Linked DNA regions of Mus musculus: region 1 is linked to region 2. Evidence: chromatin loops called from intact Hi-C (ENCODE). Cell type or tissue: left cerebral cortex. All regions are shown on one strand. Links, peaks and the distances in the headings refer to the core of each region. The heading gives the core; the rest is flanking DNA.

What was found. Hi-C counts contacts between places; a loop is a spot of excess contacts. Peaks named below come from ENCODE experiments on the same cell type or tissue, not always from the same donor. Only the 100,000 strongest peaks of a DNase experiment are listed, where the experiment ranks them.
Region 1: a loop joins it to region 2, with 2.2 times the contacts of the local background. A loop is called at or near these places in 4 of 42 quality-filtered maps.

The regions. Positions count from the first base shown.
Region 1 is chr14:23,786,738-23,795,065 of GRCm38, forward strand. All of the region lies in intron 2 of Kcnma1 (potassium large conductance calcium-activated channel, subfamily M, alpha member 1), which reads right to left. Among named protein-coding and RNA genes, the nearest start is that of Gm51422, 140 kb to the left of the region's middle. In left cerebral cortex, for the core only: a CTCF peak has its summit at 4,858 (motif pointing right); DNase peaks (open chromatin) are centred at 1,380, 4,634, 4,813 and 5,305; H3K27ac peaks cover 4,759 bases.
Region 2 is chr14:23,891,345-23,899,672 of GRCm38, forward strand. All of the region lies in intron 1 of Kcnma1 (potassium large conductance calcium-activated channel, subfamily M, alpha member 1), which reads right to left. Among named protein-coding and RNA genes, the nearest start is that of Kcnma1, 110 kb to the right of the region's middle. In left cerebral cortex, for the core only: CTCF peaks have their summits at 1,056 and 4,387 (motif pointing right); a DNase peak (open chromatin) is centred at 6,677; H3K27ac peaks cover 3,394 bases.

The DNA.
Region 1 (8,328 bases), core at 301-8,300, 100 kb before region 2:
GAAGCTGACAAGCTTCCTGGTTCTCTGAGAGATCTACCCTACAGATCTGAGTTATCAGCATACTACACATGATCAGGAGACAGGTTCTAGTCAGCACCCTGCCTGGGACGAACTGCATGACTTCAGGCAAACCTCAGTTTAATCATTAAGGAAATGCAAGTGACATGGTCTCAAATAGCTAAGGCAGACACAGCCATGCTGGCCAGGCCACCTTCTAGTCTTCTCTCATGGCAGAACTTACTCATGAGTCACATTCTTTAGGGCAGAGCCTTGGCAGCTCTTTATTACAGAGCTGTGGATCTTTGGCAAAGCTTTCTATAGAGGCACCACCTGAATGGACCCAGGAAATGAAAAGTCCCTGGATTAGATCTCTTTCAATCCTTAAATACAAGAGCAAGAAAACAGTCTGTGTCCTAAACACCCTCAACTAAGTCCTAAGTCCTACCCCATCTTGTTGCTGCTGTTTTGTATTTTTACTGTGTTTGTTTGTTTGTTTCCTTCTCTTTTGGCTTTCTTTCCAAGACTTAGCAATCACAATAGAGTGGAAAAAATATAGCATAAAGCCTCTTGCCTTGACTCAAAGCTGGGAGTTCAAATGTGACCTTGTGTCTTTTCCCCTCTGTATATTAGTTTACATCTCAAAGTCTGTTCAATTCCACCCCCAAGGCTGGTGTCCAGTCTAAGAATCTCATAGAGGTAGAGAATTCAGTCCCTACTTTGAGATCAGGGCATAGATGACAGCCTAAGGAAGTTCAAAGACAGTTAATTAGTACCCTCAGTTCTTTTGAAAATTATTAAAGAGTCCAGAATTAGAAATTCAGATTTCCTCCAGACTCCGGAGAACAAACACCTCTCCTCTAAATGGCTTAATGTGTCTGTTTAATGTACACAAAATTATCTTGCAGGAAGTGGGGGCTGTTTCTCCTGTCACTTCACATTTCCAGACTATACTACCTTTGGCAAAAGGAGGAGGAATCCAAGTCTGGGAAAATTAAATTCCACAGCAGAAATTATTAGGACCAGAGGCTGTAGCAGACACAAACCTAGATGAAAGAGAAATAAATTCTTACCCCCCACCCCCCACTCCAGTTCCACCTTCATCTCTCCATCTTAGTCCAGGGCGAAAGAAAAAGAAGCTTTTATAAATTTTTGAGTGTCTTGCTGAGTTTTGTCTACAAGGTCTATTCAATAGTATAGCCATGAGCCTCAGTGTGCAGCTCCCTTCAGGCCAGGGGACTATGGAAACTGGCTTCCTGTGCTCAAACTCTCAGGGGGAAAAACCTGAGAAGGTGAACTGACAAAGAGTAATGCTTCATCACTGAGGACCAGGGAAGGACAAGCCTTCCTCCCAAGAATGTGGACATCCTTTGCTTAGGATCATGTTAATTAAATTGGAAACACTTGAAATAGTCCACTGAGGGCGTGTGGCAGTTGTTTTTCTTCAGCTCATCTAGGAAGTTAACTCGAAGCTTCATTTGGGAAACGACTGCAATCTGAATGTCATGGATCACCCACAGCGTTGGGTACCCTCACATAACTTTGGGAGGTAGCCTGCGTAGGGTTTCATTTTTTGTTTGGTAGCCCCCTGAGTCTGCTACCTTACTCCACATTAACGGATCCTCACTCCTTCCTGCCTCTGGCAGTCATTCTTTTAAGTAAACATGCCACTTATGAAACATTCATACATGCAAAGATAGAGAAGTTCCTGTCTCTGAAACAGAAAAAAAAAAATGACCTTCAAAAACTACCCAGGTGGTAGAGAGGGACATCTGTCATCTGGGGTCTCCTAAAGCAAAGGCTGGTGGAAGGACATCCCTTCAAATCATTGTAGGTGAGTGGGACTGTCACACTTCACCCAGAGTCATAGTGAGCATCCCTTAGAGAAGGCTGACTCCATGAAGATGGCTCAGTAAGGGGATCTAGCACAGATTCCCACAAGCACATGTTTTGAATACATGGTCCTCATCTAGGATGCTGCTTTGGGAAGTTGTAGAACTTCAGGAGTTGAAGCCTCGTGGGAAGAAGTGGATCCTTGTGGGGCTTAGCCTTATGGGTTATAACCTAGCCCCTTCTGGCCCACACTCTCTGTTTCTCCATCCATTTGAGCTGGGAACAGCCAGCCTCATGCACTGGCTGCCACAGCTGTGAGGAGCCACCGACTTCCCTAGGCTTTTCCTGCTACAGTAGACAAATTCTGGTTTCTGAAACCTTTAAGTCACTTCTTTCTAGGGATTTTATTATAGCAATAAATAAATAAATAAATAAATAAATAAATAAATAAATAAATATTAAATAAATAATATCTAATGCAGGCTCCAAGGCTGAAACATCTATAAAGAAACCAACTCCTTGGAAGGTATAGGTCCTTCTCCTGTGGCATCCTCCCCCCCCCCCCGCCCCCGTCAACCCCATGGCCACTCCCTTCTAGAGAGATGATCCCCTTCTTTGTATGTTTGTGGCTATGTGGAAGAGATTCAGACAGGGAAAAGATCAAAGGAGGTGAGTGAAAAGCAGTGACGCCCCCCCCCCCCCAGGCCTGTAAGCCATGAGAAGAAGACTTGAGACCATTCACTAACCTTCATGGAAGGCCAGGAAGAGACTTCCCAGATCTACCTACATCCTCCCAATGGGACCAACAGCCAAGAAAAAGACGAGCGTGCAGCTCTCCCAGCGCTGAGCACAGGGTCAAGTGCCTTCCATGTCTAAGGAAGGCGAGTTCCCATGAGCCTTTCTGGCTGTAAGTAAGTAGGGGGATGCTGGAGCCCAGAGCCTGGGGAGCCTGAGAAGGAACAGACTGCTCTAAAACACCTGACACTTATCATTTTACCCATGGAGACTCTGAGGTCCTGACTTGCTCAAGGTCACTCAAGAAGGTTACTGCAGAGGCGGGATTAGGACGTGGCTTTATGTTCACCATTAGTTCTTTTAACAGGAGAGTTTTGTACCTGTGTGGATTGATCTCAAACTGGGCCTGGAGTTCCGGGGAGGGAGGGGGGAGGGGGGCGCGCACACACACACACACACACACACACACACACACACACACTGGAGCAAGCAGGGAAATATGCTTTTGTGGAGGCTAGAGGACAGGCTCAAGTGTCATCTCTCAGGCACACTTTGTTTCTTGTTTTGTTTAGGATGGAGCCGCCCAGAGCAGGGATTATTAAGTATGTACCATGGCACATGGCTTTTCTATGTTGGTCCCAGAGCTTACATTGGGGTCACTGTCGTTATGAGGCAAGCGCTTGACCAAGCGATCTGCCTCTGCAGATCGGCAATCTAAACCTTCTGGAAAACTCTGAGGTGGCTAAGAAACTAAGTTACCCAGATCATAAAATCATGGTAGCTTCCCTAACAGCTACTTAAAGCGTCAGCTTTCCTTTTGCCAGGGGTTGTCCTCTAGGCAGGGACAGAAACCCAGATAGATCGTTCTCTGCGTGTCCAGTCCGTAAAACCAGTTCAGCATAGACTCTTCAATAAATCCATCACACCCAGACCTTTCTCCAGAAGCTCGGAGGATGGTCAAGATGGCTCTCTGGGGTCTTCCAAACTCCATGCAGAGACAGACAGATCTCTGGGCTCCTTAGTCATCAGTTCTAGACTACTTGATGAACTCTGGGCCCCTGAGAGGGAGACACCATCTCAAACAAAACAAAGTTCACAGGCCAACAGATCTAGCAGGGTTTGAGGACAGCCAGAAACCAGGCAACTGTTGTCCTTTGAAATACCCTCTTTCTGTGACCTGGCCTCTGTTTCATGGCATTATTGTTGTAAGTGCAGACAACTATGGCGATTGTTTTTTTTTTTGTTTGTTTGTTTGGTTGGTTTTTTTTTTTTCTCCTTCCTGGTGAGCTATCCTCTACTTTCCTTAGGAAAGTTGCTCTAGCCATAGTCACAAAATATGTGGGGTGGGGGACATTAAACAGGAAAAGAGAGGGCTGACACAATGGGCAAGAAGAGAGTTTCTTGAACCTCTCAGCTCGTCTACTGGATCCTGGACTTCTATGCCTGTGGAAGAGCCGGTGTGACTAGTCCATTTACTGTCTGGATTAACCATCTCTTCTAAACAAGAAAGGCCCAGTGGTATGCTTGCCTAGGGCGGAGGCACATAGATGGAAGGATCCTTGGAAGTCCCAGGTTAAATGAAAACCCATGTCCCCGCAGTTTTACACACTGTGACCCAAGCTACCACCCAGAGATTGCTGGCTTCATCTTCCCGGGCTGTCCATATCAGCACATGGCTAATTTCATTAACTGAAATTAACTAGATGGGCAAAACAGAGCCCTGCTGCGTAAGAGGCTTGGGTGCATTTAATTAAGTTTATGAGTGTTCTGATTCCTCAAGACAGACAGGCAAGAAACAACTGCCAAGCCTTCTTTCTCTCTCTACCCAAACTTGAAAGAACAATTCTTATAATAAAAAACATTCTGAGGCCAAATGGTAGCTTCTGGGTGGTATCATTTCCCTAAAATTGTCTTTTCTGGAAGATGCCTTTTTCTGGAACCTGACTCTCTAAATGGGGCTCCTAGTCCTCCAGATTGGAGTGTTTAGGGCCCACAGGCACGAGTCCGTCTGCCTCCTCCTAAACATAGCCTCGCAAACTAAACTCGGAAGCATCAGCTTGCATGTGGTCCCTAGTGTGAGCGACTTCATCGCCACCGTCGTCTCTATTTTTGAGTCTCTCTACTAAACTTTCTCGCAGCTGGAATGGAGGTTCTAAAGGCAGTCACAGCCCACTAAGAGATTTTTTTTTTTTCCTCACAAGTAGCCACATCTAAACCTCTGAGGGCTCGAGAAGCAAGGAGGAGAATCACTGCATGCCCTGACTGAAAAGCTCCGAACCGCCTATTCCATTCTAAGCCTCCAGGGGGCACCAACTCTTACTGGTCTGGAAGGAAGGAAAAGAGGCAGGAGGGCAGTAAGGCAGAAGGCCGCTTATATGTTAGTCATATAAACATATTTATGCACCCCTTGGGATCCAGCAGCAGGGACTCGCAGGATGTGAGACTAGAATTAGAAATGCTGAGGTCCCAGGTCTGCTCGAGGGACTCCCCACAGCATCCAAGCATCCCGTTTTTTTCAGTTTGCATCTGTTGTCCTGTGCAGAGTTTCTGTAAGAAACAAGAGGTATCTGGTGCCTGTAATGGGGGCTCATTTCCAATAGTTGTCCAGAGGACATGCCTCACATGCATACTTTTACACATTCATGTACATACTATGTTCACCCATATCTTCTGCAAAGTGCCACACCTTTCCATGTCTTTTCAATGGGTCTGTGGCCACCAAAATGGCTGTTACACACACTTCACATATGGTGCTGTTGACATGCCCACTGAAATCAGCCACATACTCTGTCAGGCTCACTCTGTCTCGAGGGAAAACTGGGCATGGAGACCATACTGAATGCATTTGACCCTCTTTCCTTGAGACTTATCTGTTATCCTGGTAAAGGTTTTCCTGTGACACACATGCCCACAAGGACAGCTCCAGGGAGCTGAGTACAACCCCACCTCTGGCCCTTGCACAGCTCAGGGAGGCTAGATATGAAGTGAGAATTTCCTGGCCAGCTTGACAACGATGAGTCAGGCTGGCACGAGCCAGTCCAGTCTCAGGAAGACCAGACCCTGGATGGACCTGAATGAAGGGTGTGCACAGGACAAACACTGACTGACTAGACCCACACTAGACCCACATGAGGGATGGCTAGCTATACCCAGAACTGCCCAGCAGCCTTGCTCAGTGTTTAGAGAACTCTCTCTCTCTCTGTCTCTCTGTCTCTCTGTATCTCTCTCTCTCTCTCTCTCTCTCTCTCTCTCTCTCTCTCTCTCTCTCTCTCTCTCTCTCCCTCTCTCTCTCTCTCTCTCTCTCTCTCTCTCTCTCTGTGGAAAAAAATTTTGTTTTACCCTCTCCCCTCCCCTCCCTGCCTTCATGGCTCTCCGTGACAGCCACTATAACATTGTGCCTGGGCTGACAGGTAACACAAACCATGGGAGCCAATGTTTATTGAGCACTAGCCACACAAGAGGCAGTTTTCTGGCATGCATTCAAGAACTTATCACCACAACAGGAAGACCCAGAGTCTGGCATTCTCCCCACCAGCAAGATGAAGAAATTGTGGCTTCAGAAGATGAAGCTATTGGCCCAGAATGAAAGCCCCGAGGAGAGGTTAGACAGGGATGGTAGCCTGGCTGCAGCTTCAGCCACAACACACACAGAGGCCCTCTGTATTCCAAGGACCATACCGCAGCAGCTCCTTGCCAGGAATACAGAATATTTGTTGTTACAGAGTGTTCCATCTCACCTCCTGGTATGTTCTGATGACCTAGCCAGTGATTCAAGCTGCTGAAAAGAGGTCCCAGTCAGACCCTTCTTGAAGGACAGAACTCCTAGCTTGCAGCCCAACAGAGGTTAAACAGGGCGGGAAGGGACATTCCATTATAATATACCAATAAATATATGGGAACTAGTTCCAGAGAGGTGGTCAGGCAAATGGTTGAGATAAAAGCAAAAGTAGGTACTACCCCTATCCAGGCCCCATTCTCTTGGACATCCAAAGGCATAGGAGTTACCATACCATGAACAATGTTTGGGGACACTGTGGTGTTCAGCATGAAACTCTTGGGCCAGAAGGATCTTTCTTTCTCCAGAGCTGTCTGATTTCTAAGTCTGTCCTTCCTTTTCCCATCTGCTCTGGGAAGGCCAGAGGAGCCATCCTGCCAGCTAGTAAAATTAGCAGCTGGGCTTTTTTACGGGGCACACTGGGGAGCTGGGTACACTGAGTACCAGTTTACAGGCCAGCAGCCAGGGTGGGCTGAGACCCCGCCTTATAGACAGACCTGAATCAGGATGGTCCTCACACAAGGATTCAGTGAGAGGGAAGGACAGTGCTGTGGATCTGTGGATGTCGGGGATGAAGGGCCTTGGGTAGCAGACTGCAGGAGGGTAGCCATGAGAGAAAGTGCAAGGGGTGACTTTGCTATGATGATCTCAGAAGCAGACTGTGTCCAGCCCCTAGGCTGAACCTGCTAAAAGAACAAACAACAGAGAACTTGCTAGCAGCCTGGGGCCACTCAGCCCAGCTTCTATCGCTTCCTAGTCTCTACTTAAGACTCAATTGAGCTTACGGAAGCAATATAGGTGCATTGTTCAGAGACTGCAAAAATATTACATCCTATCTATTACCTTGTGCAGTGGGCAGCTTAGAAAATTCTTTGGGAAGAATTTCACCAGTTTCAAGGGAGGGTGGCAAACTTTTTTACCATGGGACCAGACAGTAACTGTTTTTAGGCTGGTGAGAGTTTGGGACTCTATGGATGCTCCTTGTATCCTTACTGTACTGTGTTACAAAAGTAGCCACAGCTGCAATATAAATGAACTTGCATGGCTTTTATGACAATTAAATTTTGAGGGCAATGAAATTTGAATTTTGTATACTTTCCATGTGTTACAAAATATTTTGTTTTAGATTTTTCTAAAGTAATTTGAAAATACGAAAAACGATCTTTTGCTCCTAAGCCATACCAACAGAGCAGTGAACCACTCTGGCCCACATGCATCAGATGGTTGGGTAGGTTCAGCGGCGTCACTCCTGTGCTATGGGAAAAGGATTCCATAGGGAAATAAGGACTGAAGCTGCCCTGGCCAGTGAAACGGTTCCGTGGGTAAAGGGGCTTGCCACCAAGTCTGACCACCCGTGTTCAATCCCAGGGACCCAAATGGTAACAGAAAGTAGAAAACTAACTCTAACAAGTTGTTTGTTGACTTTATTGTGTGACGTGCCCTGCCCCCAGAATATTATATGTGAATAAATATATCTTTTTAAATTAAAAAAAAAAAAGGACTAGAAGTTTGTGTGAGTACAGAAGCTTTTTACGCTCCTGCTCCAGATGCCTCTGTAAGCATCCATAGGCTGGCATGCATGGGCAATCCCCACGATCAGCTAGGAAATGAAGTCTGTTCAAGTTCCCAGAGGATCATTTTTATCCCAAAGCATCTCTTGCATTCAATGGCACTTAATTAAAGCAGTGAGGATTCAGCTTGGCCAATTGTTGGTAGTTATGTCAGAAGACAGTTGTGAGCATCTCTAGCAACAGGCAGCTCGCAACCTGAGGTAGGAGCCTGATCAGTGCAACCGCTCCTGTGACATACTCTTCCATCTGAATAAATGGTACTGGGTCACAAATAACAAGTGTCATAACTCTGGTGCCTCTTCTATCAAAGTCAAAACAGTTACTTAACCATATAAAAATATAACATATCATCTATGATTTCCTGACTAACACCAACATACTCACACAGGATAAAATAAAGAGGCATAATTTAAATCC
Region 2 (8,328 bases), core at 258-8,257:
AGAGCTTCATTCCAGAGTGGTCCATTCAATTCAGACCAATGTTTAGGCTGTCAGCTCAAAATAAGAACAGAATGCTATTTCTCCAACGGGTTGTGGGAAGCCAAATTTTATTTCTATAATCTGCCAAAAAGAAGTAAAATTTCTTTAAAAAAAAAAAAAAAACCTCTATGTAACTTCTAAATTGTTTTCTTTTTCTCTCTACTCCTTTCCCTCCTCCCTCTCCCTCCTCTCTCCCACTTCTTCCCACTGGCCTCTTTGCTATCCTCTGTGTGTTAGGGAGCAGGAGAGACCTATGTTTTAGGACCATAGGCCAATCTTAGGTGTCATGCCCCCAGGAACTACCCATTTTGTTTTTGTCAGAAAGGGTCTCATTACCCTAGGGCTCGCCAAGTAGGCCAGGCTGGTCAATAAGCAGCAAGAACTCCCCTGCTTCTAACTCTGCACTGTGGTCACAGGCATGGGCACAGTGTCCAGCTCTTTTCACATGAATTCTGGGGCTCAAACTCATGTTTGTACAGCAAGCATGTTCCCAACTGGGCTTCTGCTGTTTTTCAGAGGGTGAGTGGCTTTTGTAACAACATGGATGGATGCAAAGGACAGTATGCCAAGTGTAGTAAGACAAGAAAAAATATTATATGATGTCACACACACAAATAGATATGAGAGAGAGAGTGGAGAGGGTGAGAGAGGGGAAGGGAAGGAGAGAGGGAGGGTAGGAGAGAGGGAGGGTGGGAGAGAGAGACGGAGGCAGAGACAGACAGAGAACTAGAATCCACAGTGAATATTAAATGAAGGTTTCCAGCAGAGGAGGGAGGAGGTGAAAGAAAATTATAAAGTATAGGTCAAAGGTCAAAGGATACCAGAGTAGACACATTGAAAAGATCTTATGTCCAGTGTTCTTTTTTATTTTTTAAAGATCTTACACATTAAAGGTTTCTGTTTTAATGAAAAATATAAGTTGCCTTTGTCACTATGAAAGCTGCCAGAGATGTTTCAACAGATCTCACACAGTCATGTTGCAAACCTCAACTCCACACAACCAAACTGCTTTTGAAAACGCAAGGGGGAGCAAATGCTTGGGAGGAAGAGCAATGGGAAATGAAGGTGCTTTCCACTTGGTTTCTCGCCCTGTCCAGTTGGAGAACGAGCCAGAGAAACCAGGCTCTCATTCCTTGAAATGTTGCATCTCAGGGTATACGGGAGAAAGACAGAGGGGCCTGCCCTGCTGCTTGCCATGAAATGGGATCTGAGGGCTGAGTGGGCATCGCCCTGGCCCAGCCAGGGCTGAACTTGCAATCAGCCTAGATAAAAATCACTAGACTGGAACCAGAGCTCGATATCAAGGGATTACCTGTGAACTGGCTGTTCTTTCCCGTGGGCAGAGAGGCCAGTGGCTGAACGCTAATCAGCCTTGTCCGAGCTCAGCACAGAAGCACTCACTCACATGCTTCAGGCCACAGCAGCAGCACCTCGGCTCTCAGGGCTGGGGATGGGCCTTTCCTTCTCAGTATCCTCCCCACCCGCCCCACCCCACCCCCAAAGTCCTCAAGAAAGGAGACAGTGCCCTTCCAAAAGGCTGCTTTTTCTCTCCCACTTTGGGTGGAGGCTTTGTGTAAGCTGTGCAGCCTTTCTGCAAAGCGACTTGGCAACGTGATGAAGAAATCTTAAAAATGCATTCTTCCTTTGGTCTGGGGACTCCTTTCCTAGGACTGTATCCAAGGCACAGACAGACCTTAACTGCAACCCACCCAACCTAGGACAATGAACACTGAAAAATCACTGAAAGAACCAGCTATCATGGGGAGACAGTTAAGAAGGGGATGCTAGAGGGCTGAGGCAGGAATGGGGTGTTGTGGGTGAGGGAGCACCCCCATAGAGGCAAAGGGGAGAGGTGATGGGATGGGGGTTCACAGAGGAGAAACCAGGAAGGGGGTAACATTTAAAACGTAAATAAGTAAAATAACCAATTTTTTTAAAAAAAAAAAGAATTGTTGCTACATTTATGCCGAAAGAAAGAAAGAAAGAGAGAGAGAGAGAGAGAGAGAGAGAGAGAGAGGGAGGGAGGGAGGGAGGGAGGGACGGAAGGGGGGAGAGAGAGAGAGAGAGAGAGAGAAAGAAGGAAGGAAGGAAGGAAGGAAGGAAGGAAGGAAGGAAGGAAAGGAAGAAAGAAAGAAAGAGAAAGAAAACAAGCTATTTCAAAGTCAGTCACAGTGGTACATGCATGGAATCCTGGTTGAAGCAGGAGGATTAGCACAGGTTTAAAGCCAACCTGGACTATACAGCCAGACCCTGTCTCCAAAACACAAAACAAAACAGAACAGAACAAAACAAAATAAAACAACAAAAAACAAACAAACAAACAAACACCCCAAAGGTTCTGCTAACAAAATGGAAAGAAATTGTAAGGAAAGGGTGGTACAAAATACCATAAAACATCTGTACATATCACCTTGGCTATGTACCTGGTGCTCTCACCTCTATATTTCTGTGTGTCATGGGGTATGCATACATGTACATGTGGGTCATGTGTGCATACACACATGCAAAGGCCAGAGTCCCAGCAGGGTATCTCAGCCCCTATTGATCCCCACCTTATTCTGTAAGCACAGGCCTTGCACTGAATCTGGGGCTCCAGTTTCAGCTAGACTGGTGGGCCAGCAAGCTCCCAAGAGCCATCTCTCTCCATCCCCCAAATCCATAAAGAGGGCAGTTAGGGCACAAGCTCCTGCAGAGACAGAGAGAGGCAAGAACCAAGGAAGATTGCTGCTCAACGGTTTGCCCAGCCTGCTTTCTTACATAACCCAGGAGCGCCTGCCCATGAGTGACTCTGCCCACAGGGATATGGGGAATGAAGAAAAAGGCCCACTGGAGCTGGAAAGATGAATCAGTGGTTAAGAGCACTGGCTACTCTTTCAATAGACCTGGGTTCAATTCCTAGCATCCACATGATGGCTCACAACCAGCTATAACTCCACCTCCAGTGGACCTGACACTCTCTTCTAGCCTCCATGAATAGCAGGCATGCAGGTAGTGTACAGATATACATGTAGATAAAACATCCACACACACACACACACAAGATAAACAATTGAAGTTTAAAATGAATGCTCCAACCACATGCCCACGGGCTAATCCAAGGCGTCCAAAGTCTCAGTTACAATCCCACTTCCCCCTGACTCCTGTTTACATCCCTGTTTTTATTTCTGTGAAACTTTGGGACCGGATGATAATTCAGTGCCTAATATAATAAGCAGCTACCATCACTCCACTAGCAGTGAGCCAGGGTTCCAGCATACAGCCTTCCTGGCGTTGGTTATTATTCTGACTTCTGGATAATAATCATCTAATCCTTTTCACTTATTTTCTGGGTGTCCTGCAAGAAACATGGGTGTGCTTTACAATCAGAAAGATAAGAGTTAATGTCATGCTTTATTTATTTCTAATATTTTTATTTTGCATGAGTGTTTTACCCATATGTATGCATGTATGTATGTATGTTCACTATGTGTACACCCAGTGTCCAGAGAAGCTAGGGTGTCAGATCTCTCCCGATGCTGGACTTCCAGATGGGTTGTAAGCTGCCATGTGGGGGCTGGGATCTGAATTCAGATCCTCTGTGAGAGCAGCCAATGTTCTTAATCACTCAGCATCTCTCCAGCAACTAAGAAACACACATGATACTGACCTCTGGTTTACACACAGAGAGGGGATGGATTACATATTACAGGGAGGTATTCTTCACTAAGGAAAACTTGTGTTTCCCAAATATACTATACATTAACCCTCCTTTGGGCCTGTCAGCTACTAAGAGTGCATGGGCTGACTTGAAGGCTTGAAGCCACACAGCTTCTGTCCTCAACCTGCCTGTGCCTCAGGTTCTTGTTCCCCATAGATACCCAGCCTCAGACTTACAAATGCAAACACAAGGGAGTACAACAAGGTCACTGTGAACCAGGGGTGTCAAAACCCGGCAAGGCTGTCAATCCAGAGAGAGGGTGTAAATTACGTGGAAAGTCAGTTACCCCAAGTCCCAGGTCCCAGGTCCCAGGTCCCAGGTCCCAGGTCCCAGGTCCCAGGTCCCAGGTCACTATCTGTTCTAGTAGCTGGACTGGGGCCTTACAATATACCTTTCTAAGAAATCCACACTGAAGGAAGAAGTTGTCGATCGATGGAGCAGATTTTGAGAAACACAAGACCATAAGAAAAGTCTGCCTGCCTTGTGTGGCATCACACAGAAAAATCAAGTCTCATTAAGAACTTGAAACATCCATTCTTTTCTAGAAAAAATTCTTTATTTTTTTATTATTATTTAATACATACAAGTATTTGACCTGCACATATTTTTGTGCACCACATACATGTTGTGCCCACATAGGCCAGAAGATGGCGTTAGATCCCTGGAACTAGAGATAAAGGTGGTTGTAAGGTGCCAGGTAAGTACTGGGAACCCAGCTGGGGGGACAGGTGCTTAAAGTACAAACTGCATAGTAGTTAGAGGACAGGAACTCTGATGTTTGCAGACCCCAGCTCTACCAGAGCCTGGCTGAAGGACCAGAGTTGAGTTATTTTTTTTCCCCTCCCAACCTGTCATTTCTCTGTCACTAAGATAGGACTCATAAGGGTGGCACCTGCTCACTGAATTTCTGTGGTATCAAGATAAATATGACACAGAATGTTCAGGAACAGTCTTGGCACCTAGAAATAACTGATGGTGTTGGCTATTTTTAATAACTTTGTTTATTACCACCTCCCCTGATAAACAGCTCAACATCTGTGTGATTATAGGAGACATGCTTTAAAGCCGATGGCTAAATGAAAACAGTGCGTTGGCTCTTGCTCACACTCTCTGCCTGGGGCCAGCATATGCCACACCTGTTGTGTTTGCCGACCCCATCTGCCACCTCATACTGCTGGCCCTCAGAAGGCAGTATGGTCCTCAGAAGGCACTCTTGTACATGGCCACCCACAAAGATCTGCTAGCACTGGCCTACCATTGTCCTGGAGATAAACTAAACAAGTGTGCTGAGTGTTCAGAGGACAACAGCAGCATGTGTGAGTCCCATGCCACCCACTGAGGTGGCTCAATAAGGAGAGGCACGCCGGGGGTGTGGTCTCCACACTGTATATGCAGACATCTTTAACTCTCGAGGTAGACACTGAATGTGTTTGTAAAGAACAGACCAAGTCAAAGCGAGGTCACTAGAGTAAATCCTCATCCAGTACGACTGGTGTCCTAGGAGGAAGGGACGAGGAGCCAAACAGAAGGCCATGTGACTTCACAGAGAGAGCAGGGCCAGGCTACCTATGAGCCAAGGAAACAGATCTCATAGGAATGCAGCTTCCGTCCTACCAACACCTTGACCTGGGACTCCAGAGAGAGAGGAAGGTAACTGTGCTGTTCTAGCCCCTCTCCTGGGTACCGTGTTACAGCAGTCATCCTTCCCAGGGATGGCTCCTTGCTAACACCTGTCTGACAATCAAGGCAACCTAGCATCCTGAGACCCCACGCTAAGACAAGAAAGACAAGGAAGTCCTTAAGCTAAGATGATAGGTGCAATCTGGAGCACGTCCTTGGTCCTTTGAGGACCTGTTTCTTCCTCCAGTGGGGCTGCTATACAGGTTGAGATGGCTTCAGTTTGATCCTGAGCCCCTGTTCCTCTATTCCCTCCCCCCAGGACCGGGCAGTATTCTGCTTTGGAGTTCTGCTTCCATGCCTGTCCTGCCTGCTTTTCAGGTTCACGGCTACAGACTGAGATTTAACAAGCTCTAACGAGGTTGCATGCATGGCTAAAACCCTCCAACAGTGCTCCTAGTACTGACATGGACAGCCAACCTCCTTACTGTTGCCTACAAAGATCTATAAAAACAGCCCCTGGAAACCTCCTAGCATAGCACCATGGGCTGCACACTTCACTCAGAGATGTGTCTGTGCAGTGTGAAAAGAGCAACTGCTTTCCATCCTACCTCAGGACCTTTGTACAGACTGGTTCTACTGAGAGATTCTTCCCTCCAATTTCTACTGGGCTGGCTTCCTTTCCAGATATCTCTTCCTCAGAGAGGCCTTTCCCACCGTCAGGAAATATTTTCCATTACTCCATACCTTGCTGGCTGTCTTTCCAGAGGTTAATAGAAACTGACATTGCCACCAAAAAGCCACCCCCACACACACACACTGCTGCCTAATGTTCTGTGGCATGCGCTGTATCTAGTACTTTGCCCAGTGCCTAGAAGGAACTTGGTGTGTGTTGCCTGTATGGGGGGGGGGGGGCGCAGGGGAGTGAGAAATCCCTGAAAAAACATAAAGTCCTCCTAAGAACTAGCCAAATGGTTCAAAGACAGAAAGGCATCATGGAATAAAACAAGCAGCCATAGGCTGGCTATGTGAGGCCTTTGAACCAGCAAGAGAGCCACATGGAGGCTTCACCCCTGCTGGGGCTACCCTGTTCTATCCAGCTACGGAAGCTGCACAGCACACACAGCACTTGACTACTGTAGCTCCAGTACTGTTGAGCCGCTGAGCATCCTCCTGGGAACCAGAATGGGGATCCCAGATTCACCAGCAAGGCTGACTCCCTCTCCCCACCCTCCACCCCCACCCCAATCCTTGAGTGGCACCCACCTGCATCTGGCTACTTCTAGCAGAGCTTCCTTCCTGCCACCAGCCTGGGCCCTGCACAACCTCAGTGGGCGGGCTTGTGATTCACAGATGGCCTGTCATTCTCAATGCTAGCAGCACACACCAGTTTGCCTATCTTTAGATGTTCCACAGACTGAAAAAAAAAATCAATTTACCTGCCTGGCACGCAGGCTAGAAGCCTCCTGATAACATCAGTGAGCAATACGGGGCTTCCCCTCGGTATACCCTGGTACATCAGGCTCTCTGCGAGGTTCAGAGGGAAAGACAGTGCTTCTGTCTGAGGTCCAGCAGCCCCCACTCTACCCCAAGGCATGTTATTCTGTCCTTTGGAACTAGCCAAGTCTCAGGGGAAGAAATAGACAGAGAGTCAATCCTGGACGTACCAACAAGGGAACAAAAGTCATTCTCCATGCCCACCCACCCAAGCTGCCCACTCTTCTGCCACAGGATTTTTGTGGAGTCACATTAGACCAGGTCACCCCAAGAGTGTGGCTTTGGTATCCTCTTTAGGGCCTGGATCAGCTAGAAAGGAAGTGGGTGCCCAAGGCAGGCCCTTGAAGCTTTCTGCCTTTCCTAACACTGCAGTTTAGAAAACCTCAGGTAGGTTGGGCAAGGTGAGATCCTGGATGTGGGAAGGGAAGTAATCTAAGATGCTCAGGGCTAACAGGTGTCAGACCTTTGCTATTCCTCCCAATAAACACTAGGTACCAGCTTAATGAGCAGAACAAGGCAAAAGAGAAGCTGGGGAGCATGCGCTAGGAACAAAGGAGACCTGCCCCTGCAAAGCTGCACCACCTCTATACTGCTTTTGCATCTTCCAATTCCCTGTGCTTAGCCTTTTGGATGTCCTTGACCTCTGATCTTTATCCCATGCACCCACATGTAGAAGCCATTGTTACAGACATGGGAGACATGTTCTCTATGTTGTTCAGGGACGCGGCCTGAAGCTCTGCCCCTATCTGCTTCTTTCTGACCTCAGAAGGGACTCACTGGGACTCTTCAGCATAGAGGCCAAAGAGTGCTGGCTCCCATCTGGGCTGTCAGCAGAACTCTGGAGCTAAGGAGACATTTGTGAGAATATACAGAAGGCCCACATTTGTTTCCCTAATCCAAAGACAGTGTTTTTTAAAGGCATGGGGGCAAAGGGTAACTTGCAACTGTTGTGCCTATTAGTCAAGATGCCGTGAAGGGATGCAGGCCATCTGTGCAGATCTTCAATCATTTTTGTTAGAAAAGTGAACAACCCAGATATTGTATCCAAAAACTTTGGTCCATAAATGGAAATGATGAATTTAAAAAACAAACAAACAAACAAAAAACTAACTGTGCCAAGAACACCAATCTATTTGCAGAACCTGAGTTTGTTCCCTGTGAAGCAGAGTAGGGTGTCAGTGGTCCTAGGAAGATCAGAAGACTTCCTTCTCCTCTATTTCTCCTTAGGGAGGTCTTCCTGGCTGTAGTCTAAACATACAGCTCTAAACCAAGATGACAGCCAGCAATCATGGCTCCACTTACTTGAAGGTTGGAAACAAACCTAAGGGGAATCATCACAAATCACACTGTAGGTGCCATGGCCCAAGTCCCAGGGCTCGCCTCGCCTCATGCTGGCCCCTACTCAAGACTGGCTCCTCCCCATCCCAGCACTCAGCAGCCGCACCATCAGATCCTCCTGTACATACCCTACTTCCAGG